2 separate regions of the Mus musculus genome follow, and region 2 is linked to region 1. The links are chromatin loops, found by intact Hi-C in ENCODE. Cell type or tissue: left cerebral cortex. All regions are shown on one strand. Each heading gives the region's core, and the rest is flanking DNA. Links, peaks and the distances in the headings are about the cores only.

Evidence for each region. Hi-C counts contacts between places; a loop is a spot of excess contacts. Peaks named below come from ENCODE experiments on the same cell type or tissue, not always from the same donor. Only the 100,000 strongest peaks of a DNase experiment are listed, where the experiment ranks them.
Region 2: a loop joins it to region 1, with 3 times the contacts of the local background. A loop is called at or near these places in 9 of 42 quality-filtered maps.

The regions. Positions count from the first base shown.
Region 1 is chr1:55,836,007-55,841,393 of GRCm38, forward strand. No RefSeq gene overlaps it. Among named protein-coding and RNA genes, the nearest start is that of Gm32949, 50 kb to the right of the region's middle. In left cerebral cortex, for the core only: a CTCF peak has its summit at 2,383 (motif pointing left); DNase peaks (open chromatin) are centred at 147 and 2,371.
Region 2 is chr1:55,745,538-55,750,924 of GRCm38, forward strand. All of the region lies in intron 5 of Plcl1 (phospholipase C-like 1), which reads left to right. Among named protein-coding and RNA genes, the nearest start is that of Gm32949, 140 kb to the right of the region's middle. In left cerebral cortex, for the core only: no CTCF peak of the experiment used is centred there; a DNase peak (open chromatin) is centred at 3,171; H3K27ac peaks cover 2,099 bases.

The DNA of each region.
Region 1 (5,387 bases), core at 126-5,125:
TAATAAGTGCCGACTATGTTTTATGTGTCAGCTGTTGTTTCAACATGGGTAGCCTGTTGGATATTCATGGTGTTGTGGGCTAGAGACATCTGCTCCATGTTACATAGAAAAGTGGGAGTATAAAAAGAATAACTTCCCCAGTGTTTCATAAATAGTGATAGAGATGGAGTCAAGCTAGGCAGTCTAGCTCCAAGCACATTTAGCAATTATTTCTCTGCATCACCAGAGAGCTATCTTCTGCTTGGAAAAATCTCTTACATCATCCTACTATAAGACCCAAGCCTGGAAGCCAGAGAGAATGGAGGGAGATAAAGGAAAGGAAAGGACCACAGGCAAATGTGCACGAGGATAAGCACCTGCTTGGTCTCAAGAACATATTTATATGAAATTACACGAAAGTGGCAATTTGCCAAAAATCGTTATACAATGGATTATATCATAGGCATATTTTCTAACTCATGGTTCCCCAGGAATCCTTGAGAGCCATATTTGGCTGACTCCATGTTGTTTGAACCTTTATGTGATTCTTAGAGCCTTTCATTCCCTTCCAATACAATTCTTCTCTGTTTTTCTTTTCAGTGAAAGAGAAAATATCAATAAAACCATGTTTGTAAAATATCAATAAAACCATGTTTGTATTTGACTGGCACAGAAACATTAAATTTTGATAGAGATATCCTTAGAAACTGGTTCAGTGTTGCCATGACCTGGGTGGTTAAAAGGTAAAGAAAGTGCAGATACTTAGAAAGCCCAACTCAACCTGTCTGTAGAGGCCTCAGTTAGCACGGAACTTTGTTCTATGTTAGTTGTCTTAGGACAGAGGTTTTCAACCTTTTGAAACCCTTTAACACAGTTCCTCATGTTGTGGTGACCCCTAACTGTAAGGGTGGGTCTAATGCTAAGTTGCTGTTCCTTAATTGGTTCTTGATGTGTCAGTAAAGAAGCCATGGGCCAATTGCTGGGCAGAAGGGAAAGGCAGATAGGCAGGACTTCCAGGTCCCTGGAGGCAAGCAGAGAGACACAAGGAAGGAGAGGAGAGAGAAAAACCAAGCAGCCCTGTGAGATTTCGGGTGGAACTGTGGCCTGTGGCCACTCCTGCAGACAGGCACTTGAGGATATTTAGCTGAGACTAGATGTAGCTGAGCAACTAAAGTTGAGGGCAGGCAGAGAGGTACAGAGCTAAGAGTGTTGATATGGACACGGTTTTTCGGGCAGGAGATAAGTAGTGCCCAACAACTGTGCCAAAAGGGAAAATTGCAATGGAACAACTGTGTGTCTGTGCCTTTTATCCATGGATTCATGGGAAGTTGGGTGGGGGCTGGTAGTGTGGCCTGTTCCCGGAGCTTAGGTGGGGTAGCAAAAGCTGTATTCAACACTCAACCATAAAATTATTTTCATTGTAACTTCTTAACTGTAATTTTGCTACTGTTAGGAACCATATTATAGATATATGTGCTTTCTGATGATGTTAGGTGACCCCAGTAAAAGAGACATTCAGGCCCTAAAGGGGTCATAACCCACAGGTTGAGAAACACTGTCTTAGAGTTTATTATGACACCACTGAAAATGTATTTTTTTCTGGGAAAGGGGTGTTTAGGGTTTCATTTCCTGCTTTGCTCCTAGACTGTGAGCCATTCAGTAAAGCACAAGTCTGTGTTTCCTGCCACCTCTTGTTCAGCTACTACTCCATAGGAATGGATAAGGAATACATCTGAATTGGGTTTTATATAATGTTCTTTCCTGGTGCTTGTTCTAAAAGTCTATTCTTAAAACAATCCTGCCAAACTCTTGATGATTTTGACGTGGTAATATTCAGTTATCGTAATAAACTATGAGAAATATGAATGCTAAGACGCATTAGCTATTTGATAAAGCCCATAGAATAAAGCTCAAGAATGAGACGATTTGAAACAGTTACATATTAATAATAGTAATTTGGACAGTATTTTCAAAGGAGATGCTCCCTTGATCATGACAGCATAATTTGGTGCCTGACTTCATTGACTAAGATGACTTAAATGTCATCTGAAGAGATCAACAGAATCCATGGGTACACTGTAGTCTCAAGTTATTGACTTCATCGACCTCAGAGATGTGTGCTTCATGTCCTTCCCCTACTCTTCCTCTCTGCCCAACAACGGGAGCAAGGATACTGAACACTCTGAGGTTTGTGAACTTTGGTCTTCTGGGATCAAACCAGTGTTAAGGAGTAACCCAGACCTTTCTATTTTTTTCTGCCCTGAGCTACTAGTACTTCCTGCTATCTATTGTTAGCAGAGATTTGGGTTTAGGAAAGCATTTCTCTACTGTGGGGAAAATCACAATGCAGCTGACAGGAGTCTCACGAGGCAGTGCGAGAATGCCTGCCTCTACACTGCCCTCTGCTGGCATTTCTCTCAACCAAGCCTCTCTTCCAGTAATTCTTAGGATCAAATTCCTTACTTAGTTTTGTGCTTGGAGCTGTGAGTAATAGGAAATACAGTTAAATTAGATACACCTGTAGTTTCAATGTTTTAAAATATTTATCTATTTACTTACTCACTTGCTTGCTTACATACTTACTGCTTTGTTTGGTTGCTTTGGGCTTTGCCCCTTATATGTTAATCTCACTTTTATACTGCCTGAAGTGCCAACTGACTAAATCAGTTCAAAGTGTCACAGCAAAACACTATATTATCTAGAATAAGAGATGGTTCCTTTCATTTTGGGTTACCAAGTAAAGGCCATCAAGTAAAGTCCTACACATTGTACCAATACTAGGGACAACCACGGTCAGAAGGAGGGTATCACACCCAGAAAGCTTCCAGCTTATGCCTAGAGCCAGGGGGTTGGACAGTGCCTCAGACTTGTTGCTTCATGATGAATGGCAAGTAAAATGGATGTGAAACAGCCCGGGCTTCAAGGTCCTCAGGACAAAATCCTTCTCCTACAGAGAAGAAAAGTAGTCAGTTCGATCAATATGTTAAGAATGTTATAGGGCTCTACTCTATTTGAGGATTAGGTCTTGTCTGACCTTTCAGACGATGTCAATGCACAGGATGATGATTGCCTAGCTAGGGTATTTGCTCACTCTCTGGGAAGAGACTAGAAACCATTCTGTAATTGATATTTCCTTCTTGGCCACAGGGTTGGGGAAGAACATGTTTCCACTGGGAAAAGGGAGGTTACTGGGTACAAATAGCACATTTTTCTGCCCTTTAACAGAGAGCTGAGCTTTCTCAGCAGCACGAGGAGAAGCACATATGCGACTCACCTTTAAATGTAGTTAGCAGTTTGTATTATTTGGACATCAGCTTACCAAGTACAAACCATGAATCATTTTATGATATATGCTTCATAAAAGATGCAAAAATGTCAGTTCTTAGCACAATGTTCTACCTCATCACTCTCTCCCACAAAATAAAAACAAAGCAGTCCTCAAATGATGGAGACACTGGATTATTATCACATATTCCTTTAAAATTACCTACTGCTTCAACGAATTATGAACACCATGCAAACGTCCATTAATCAAACCCTAAGGTCCTAGCTGAGCGCTTTAGGGTAAAGACCAGAGTCTACTTTTTATGGCCTGTCTCAAGTAATTATCACAATAATAGCTCCTTTTGGAAACTACTTAGAAATATGCACTGTTTTCTCCCTGTCAAAACATTTATAACCCCTGACATGGGTAGGAACACTGCTCTGCTCAATCAGGGACATCAATAAGCAGTTTGATGGCCTGTGATGAAAGATACTTAGAAAGATCCGACTCGAAAGTAGTCAGACCCTTCACAATAGTCATAAATAAATATCAAATATCTTGGAGTGACACTAACCAGGCAAGTGAAAGAGCTGTATGACAAGAACTTCAAGTCTCTTAAGAAAGAAATGAAAGAAGACCTCAGAAAATGAGGAGATCTCCCATGCCCATGGATTGGTAGGATTAACATAGTAAAACTGGTCATCTGACCAAAAGCAATCTACAGATTCAATGCAATCCCCATCAAAATTCCAACTTAATGCCTCACAGATACAGAAAGAGCAATTCTCAAATTCATCTGGAATAACAAAAACAAACAAGCAAACAAACAAACCCAGGATAACTAAAACCATTCTCAAAAATAAAAGAACTTCAGAAGGAATCACCATCCCTGACCTCAAGCTGCACTACAGAGCAACAGTGTTAAAAATTGCATGATATTGATACAAACAGGTAAACCAATGGTCACTTGATCTTTAACAAAGAAGCCAAAAACATCCAGTGGAAAAAAAGCATTTTCAACAAATGGTAATGATTCAACTAGCATTCAGCATGTAGAAGAATGCAAATCCTTTCTCCTTGTACAAAGCTCAAGTCCAAGTGGATCAAGGACCTCCACATAAAACCAGATATGCTGAATCTAATAGAAGAGAAAGTGGGAAGGAGCCTCAAACTCATTGATACAGGGGAAATTTTCCTGAACAGAACACAAATGACTCAGGCATAATATCAATAATTGACAAATGGGACCTCATGAAATTGAAAAGCTTCTGTAAGGCAAAGGACACTGTCAATAAGACAAAATAGCAAGCTATACATTGGGAAAAGATCTTTAACAACGCTTTATCTACTAGAGGGCTAATATACACTATATACAAAGAACTCAAGAAGGTATACCCCAGAGAACTCAATAACCCTACTAAAATAGGTAACAGAGTTAAATGAAGAATTCTCAACTGAGGAATACCGAATGGCTGAGAAAAACCTAAAGAAATGTTCAGCATTCTTAGTTATCAGGGAAATGCAAATCAAAACAACCCTGATATTCCACCTTACACCAGTCAGAATGGCTGAGATAAAGAAAACTCAGGTGACAGCAGATGCTGGCAAGGATGTGGATAAAGAGGAACACTCCTCCATTGTTGGTGGGATTGCAAGCTTGTACAACCACTTTAGGAAACAATCTGGCGGTTCCTCAGAAAATTGGGAATAGTTCTATCTAAAATCCAGCTATACTCGGCATATACCCCAAAGGTTCTCCAACATGTAACAAAGACACCTACTCCACTATGTTCATAGAAGCCTTAATTATAATAGCCAGAAGCTGGAAATAACTCAGATGTCTCTCAACAGAAGAGTGGATAGAGAAAATGTGGTACATTTACTCAATAAAGTACTACTCAACTATTAAAAATGAAGACATCATGAAATTCACAAGCAAATGGATGGGACTAGAAAATATCATCCTGAGTGAGGTAACCCAGACCCAAAAGAACACACATAGTATGTACTCATTGATAAGTGGATATTAGCTCCAAAGCTCAGGATACCCATGATACAACACATAGACCATATAAAGCTTAAGAAGAAGGAGGACCAAGGTATAGATGCTTCAATCCTACTCAAGGTACAGATGCTTCAATCC
Region 2 (5,387 bases), core at 122-5,121, 90 kb before region 1:
AACCAGACATAAAATCTCTCCTGTGGAGCAGCCCTTCTACCCAACCAGAAACCAGCTCATAACTACCACGCCACTGTTGTACCAGTGAGTATATTTTGCAGGCAGGTCAACATTATAACATTCAGGGCCCAGCACTTGGTGAGGCCACTGATGTCTTTTCTGCAGTACAGATGGCACTAGGAGCTGGCCAGGGAGTTTCCTGGTCAGTGGAGTTTGAATTCTCCATGCCCTACATCTAAAGTGAGCAGTGTCTTCAGATGTTGAGTCTTACCATCTAGTTATGGTAGACAATTGTCTTACAGGTTCTAGTGCTGTGAAGAGATAACATGTCCATTTTAACAGTTATAAAGAAAAGAATATTTATGTGGGTCTGGATTACAGTCCAGAGGTTTAGTCCATTATTGTCAAGGTTAAAAATACAGAGGCATGCAGGCTGACATGGTGCTGGAGAAGGAGCTGAGAGTTTTACATGCAGATTGTCACACGGGGTGGGGGTGGGGGAGAGGACTGCCTCGATTATCTGAGACCTCAAAGCCTACCCCCAGTGACATACTTCCTCCAACAATGCCATACCTACTCTAACAAGGCCACACCTTCTGATAGTGCCACTCTCTGTGGACCTATGTGGACAAGTCTCATTCAAATCACTACAGCAACAAAGATCAGAGTCAATATCCTTTGTTATTTGAATCCTCCCTAACCAATAATTCCTAGGGAGGTAGCCAACTCTGTGCACGCACGAAAGCTTTTCTTTAGTGACTCATGTTTTAGGGAAACAGAATTGTTCATTCATGCAGGGTTCTTCTCTTCAAATTCATTTTTTATACACATTATATTTCTTAATTATCTTTAAGAATAGTGGATTCCCATAGGGCTTCTTCATATCTCCTTAGTTTAGGCTAACCCACACTCTACCCTCTCCTTTCCCTAAATCCTATATCCTCACTTAAACCTTTAACCTGAGAGTTCCTCTCATCTCCTGTGCTTCTAACCTCCTTTAAGTAATATGGAGACTCTGTGACCTATGGGTTCTGAATTAGTAATGGCTAAATAAGCCTACTATGCTCCAGCTACCACACAGTAGGTAGAATAAACTGAGCTCTCTTTGCAACCTTAGTCTCTGGGAGCAGTGTTTCTATTAGTGGTATCCATGGGATAGGGGTTTGCTAGCTGTGGATGTGTATTCTCCCAATGAAAGAATATCAGCAGAACCAATCTGCCTGTAACCAAGTGTACACTAAGAGACAAACAGCTTAAGCTTCATTTCTTTATGTGTGATCATATACATGCAAAGGTCTTTCCATTCCCAGAGTCCTAGTTAGTTGCCTTAAATATTTGTGCTATGCTCTGATACAGGACACACATTTCCTTCATATGTGACAAAGGCACAGGCCACCGTCTTCTGTTCTCATGAACTAACACAAGGGAGGTGCAGTCGTTCATGGGAAAGATAGAGGTGAGAGCCATGAATGCCTTCTGAGAGGGACCAACAGACTACAGCCAACACTATTCTCAAACATTTGAAGAAGTCTGCGTTTTTTGGTAAGAGAAATAGCAATAATAAAAATCCTGGGTATCTTCTGATAGATTATAAAACATAAGACTAATTGACTATTTGTATTTAGAATTTTTTGTTTCTTTCATGGGAGTGGTATCATGAGATAACACGACATCACTTCATGATCAGTCTCTTGGTTTTCAAGTCATATTAGCTGCTATTCAATATCCTGATAGTATCATATTAAAACCATAATCAGCTTATGAGTCTCACTTATGAGATGCTAGTGTCTGAAATGCAGGGAGACATCACACGGACTGTTATTAGAATTAATCAAAGACATGGTGCTGTGACACAATAGCCATATTTACAGTCCAAATTCTGTTGACTATTTCCTGATTTCTAGACAATGAACCTTAATTGCTATTAATGGAGTTAAAGGGATTTGGCAAGAAATGTTTAATGTTTGTTCTTAGTTATACATTAACCATCATTGGTTTTTAGCTTTAACTTGTAATGATGTCTTATGATTTTTCATGTTTCCAACCATTAGTTTCTCAGTAAGTTGGAATTGCTGTGCAACCTTATATTCAGAAGGCAAACAACCATGGAGGTACATGTCTCTCAGGACTCGTTCTTCATGCCCATCAACATCAGTATGCTGGGATACTCTGCTACCCTTATATTCCTTTGTATTAAAGTGTCTTCATCCCCCTCCCCACCCCCAGCTGTGACTTCCCACAGGCTTCCTGACAGAAAAGGAGTGGCAACTTGACATTTCTTTCAAGTTGAGTATTCTGTGGTCAAGTGTGCATTAATTTTGCATAATATGCATGGCAACCCAGATTCATTTTAGTCTATTAGAAGTGCTTGGATTTGTATGCAGAGTCCTCTAAATGTTTGAGAATAGTGTTGGCTGTAGTCTGTTAGTCCCTCTCAAAAGGCATCCTTGGCTCTCACCTCTACCTTTCCCATGAACAACTGCACCTCCCTTGTGGTGAAAGAAAATAACATTTTCTAGGTTTTTTTTTCTTCTGTCTTCTCCTTTCAAGAGGAGAACAGCATCAAACATTCTTTTAAAATGCCTTTTTTAGAATGTGCCTTAAATACATGACATATAACTATCTTTTGCTTGATATAGTTTGAAGGAAATGCGCCAATTTGAGATGTTTGAAGGAAGGAGATCTGCTCTGAATTGATTGGTCTTTGTGGTAGAGTGGAGAGCAGCTAGCTGGTTAGGGGAAATTGCTGAGCAAAAAGAAAAATCATTAAGGAGAAATGCCAGGAGGGGAGTTTAGTAATGCATGTCACCTCTGTACAATGTTCTAGAATAGAAACTGAACTTCTCTCCCAGTTCCAGTGTCTTAATTAGGAAGATCCAAAGGAAAAAATTAAGCATGTGGTTTCTTGAACCTCAGAACAGCAAGAGCCTAATCCTAGCTCATTTAAACAATGGATCCCAGCCTTTCTATGTAAGCTCTTCACAGCCTTTCGTTTTCCTCCCTTCATGCGTTAGGGATCTTAACTTCTGTTTCACTATCTGTTTTTGTTTGTTTGTTTTTCTTCTTCTGGTGCCTGTTGTCACTGGGTCATCAGGAGATGGTGTCACTGTGTTCTTGTGTACTGGTACAAAGTGTTTTCTCCAACTGACCATTGTTTTCTAGAGAGACTGACTTCTGTTCACCAGAACTGGCACCGTCTGGCATTTAGGCTTGGATGCCACCACTCAGAACTGAGGCAGTAGCAGTGGGCTGATTCAAATGCACTTGATAACCTGCTGTCAGAAAAGGCATGTGAGCGAGTTATGCATTCGTACCACCAAGACTGATAGCTCTGTGGGCTTCCTTTTCTTCCCTTACAACTACAAAAAGCCAGTTTACTTTTAAAACCTTTGTTAATCATTTTGAAGCTAAGTCTAGAGTCTTACAAGTAAAACTATGAAGATGTTCTTAGGTGAACTCACATCGTTAATACAGCTTGTTTATAAAAGACTTTTTCCTATTAAAATTATGTATACCTTTTCAAAACATGCATTTTTAAACATACATCTCAAGTCTCTATTACAAGACAATTGCAAGTTATTGATGATGGAAGTAGAAAGGTTTAACTGCTTCCTCGATCACTTTATGGTTGTTTATCTGCAGTCATTAAATCATAAAGAGCCTTTCAACTGGTTTCCTTCAGTCTTTGGTCTGTGAGGAAGGCTAACGGTATTCTGATGCCCACATCTGAGGAAATGACCCACCATGTGACCAGTGGGAGGCCCTCTGACATCTGTCCCTGCCAGGTGTTCTTACTGGCCTGCATTCCATCTCGATTCTGCCATGTGGTCAGTCATTATTTCTGTTGCTGTATGGATAGTAATGAAAAGGCGGATTCGCTGTACTGTGAAGAGTATATGATTTGCTCTTAAAAGAGGACATGTCTCGGAGTGGTAAAGATCACAGACCCTTGAAACAGCTGCAGATTCGCCACCTGGAAGCTATGTGACTCTGGGGAAGGTGGTCTCTGTCGGGTTCTGTTTTATAGTAGGTAAGCTGAGGTTAATAATAATACCTATCCCCTGGGATATTGTGACAACTGGATGGACAATTATGTTCTGAGTAGAAAGCTTACCTACACAGAGTAGGCCCTTTATGTGTGCTATTATCTTTACTTAATAATTGCATTTTACAAATTTTAAATGTATTCAGAGTCTGCGGGGACTCCATTGATTATTCATGCTGTTAAGAAACTCTTCCAGTTTCCAGGGATGCTGAGAATATTTTTCCCTCAGGAAATGTTTCTCAGACTGACAAGCCTCAGCCTACAGTCTCTCCTTATTGTCTTTGAGGACGTTAATCACATGGAGTGTGGGAAGGGGCACTGGGCCTGAAGGAAAAGTCTTTAGTGCATCTCTGTCCTTGGGTGGCTGTGAACTTGTGCCAGTCATGTCACCTCATCATGCTCAGGCTCATTTCTCCTCATGGGAAGGCTTCACACATCCAGCCTCCAAGCATACGCCTAAATCCCTGGTCCGCGCTTGGGCTGATTGAAGACAGTCCGTTTTCGCACAAACAGTAGCAAAGCACACACACTGCTTATCACGAGGGGTTGAAAGAAGGATTGAGCTATTGCTACAGCAGGTTAGAAGCAGCTACTGATGTTATCAATTTTGAGGAAATAAACATTTTTAGGCATTTTTAGCAGGCAGTCTATACACCTCTCAACAAAATGACATTGATAATATTAAAGAAAGGTTATATTTCATCCTGGAATACTTTGTCTAATAAGTGGTTGTCCCCTCTCTGTGTTGGCCCGTGCTTTATGGGGTGCTCCAGCTGTCATGGCCGCAGTGTCTTCCGGTACCATCCCTCATCCTTTCAGGGTCGCACTAGCTTCCTCTGCTCTGAGAATGGGAGGAAGGGGGAGTTAATTCCTCATTTGTCTGTATACCACAGAAGTGCATTTGCACTTCTGCACACATCTGTAGTCCTTCGGGCCTCGAGTCAGCATCAATGCATGCACTTAAACACCCTAATAATAAGCTCGAGTCAAAAACAGAACTAGCAGGAAAGATTTTTTTTTTTTTTTTCTGGCAAGTGACAGCCAGTGTATCCCAACGATAGTCTTGCGCTTTTTATTTTGATGGATCAGTGGACCCTGGAGAGACTTCTTTCCATTAGCCAGACAGGAACATTGTTCTCAGGATGCTGAAAAGCACAAAAGGAATGTAGGTAGCTAGCAACGCACCAGCAGAAGGTTCTGGGGGCAACCCTACACATCAAACGAAGCTCAGCAGGCACGAGGCCATGTGCGCCCATCCTGGAGTGACTGGAGTGAGGCCGTGTGTGCTCCACTACTGGGGTGCTTGGCTTTGCACTGTTTACTTTGGTGAACCAATTTAATC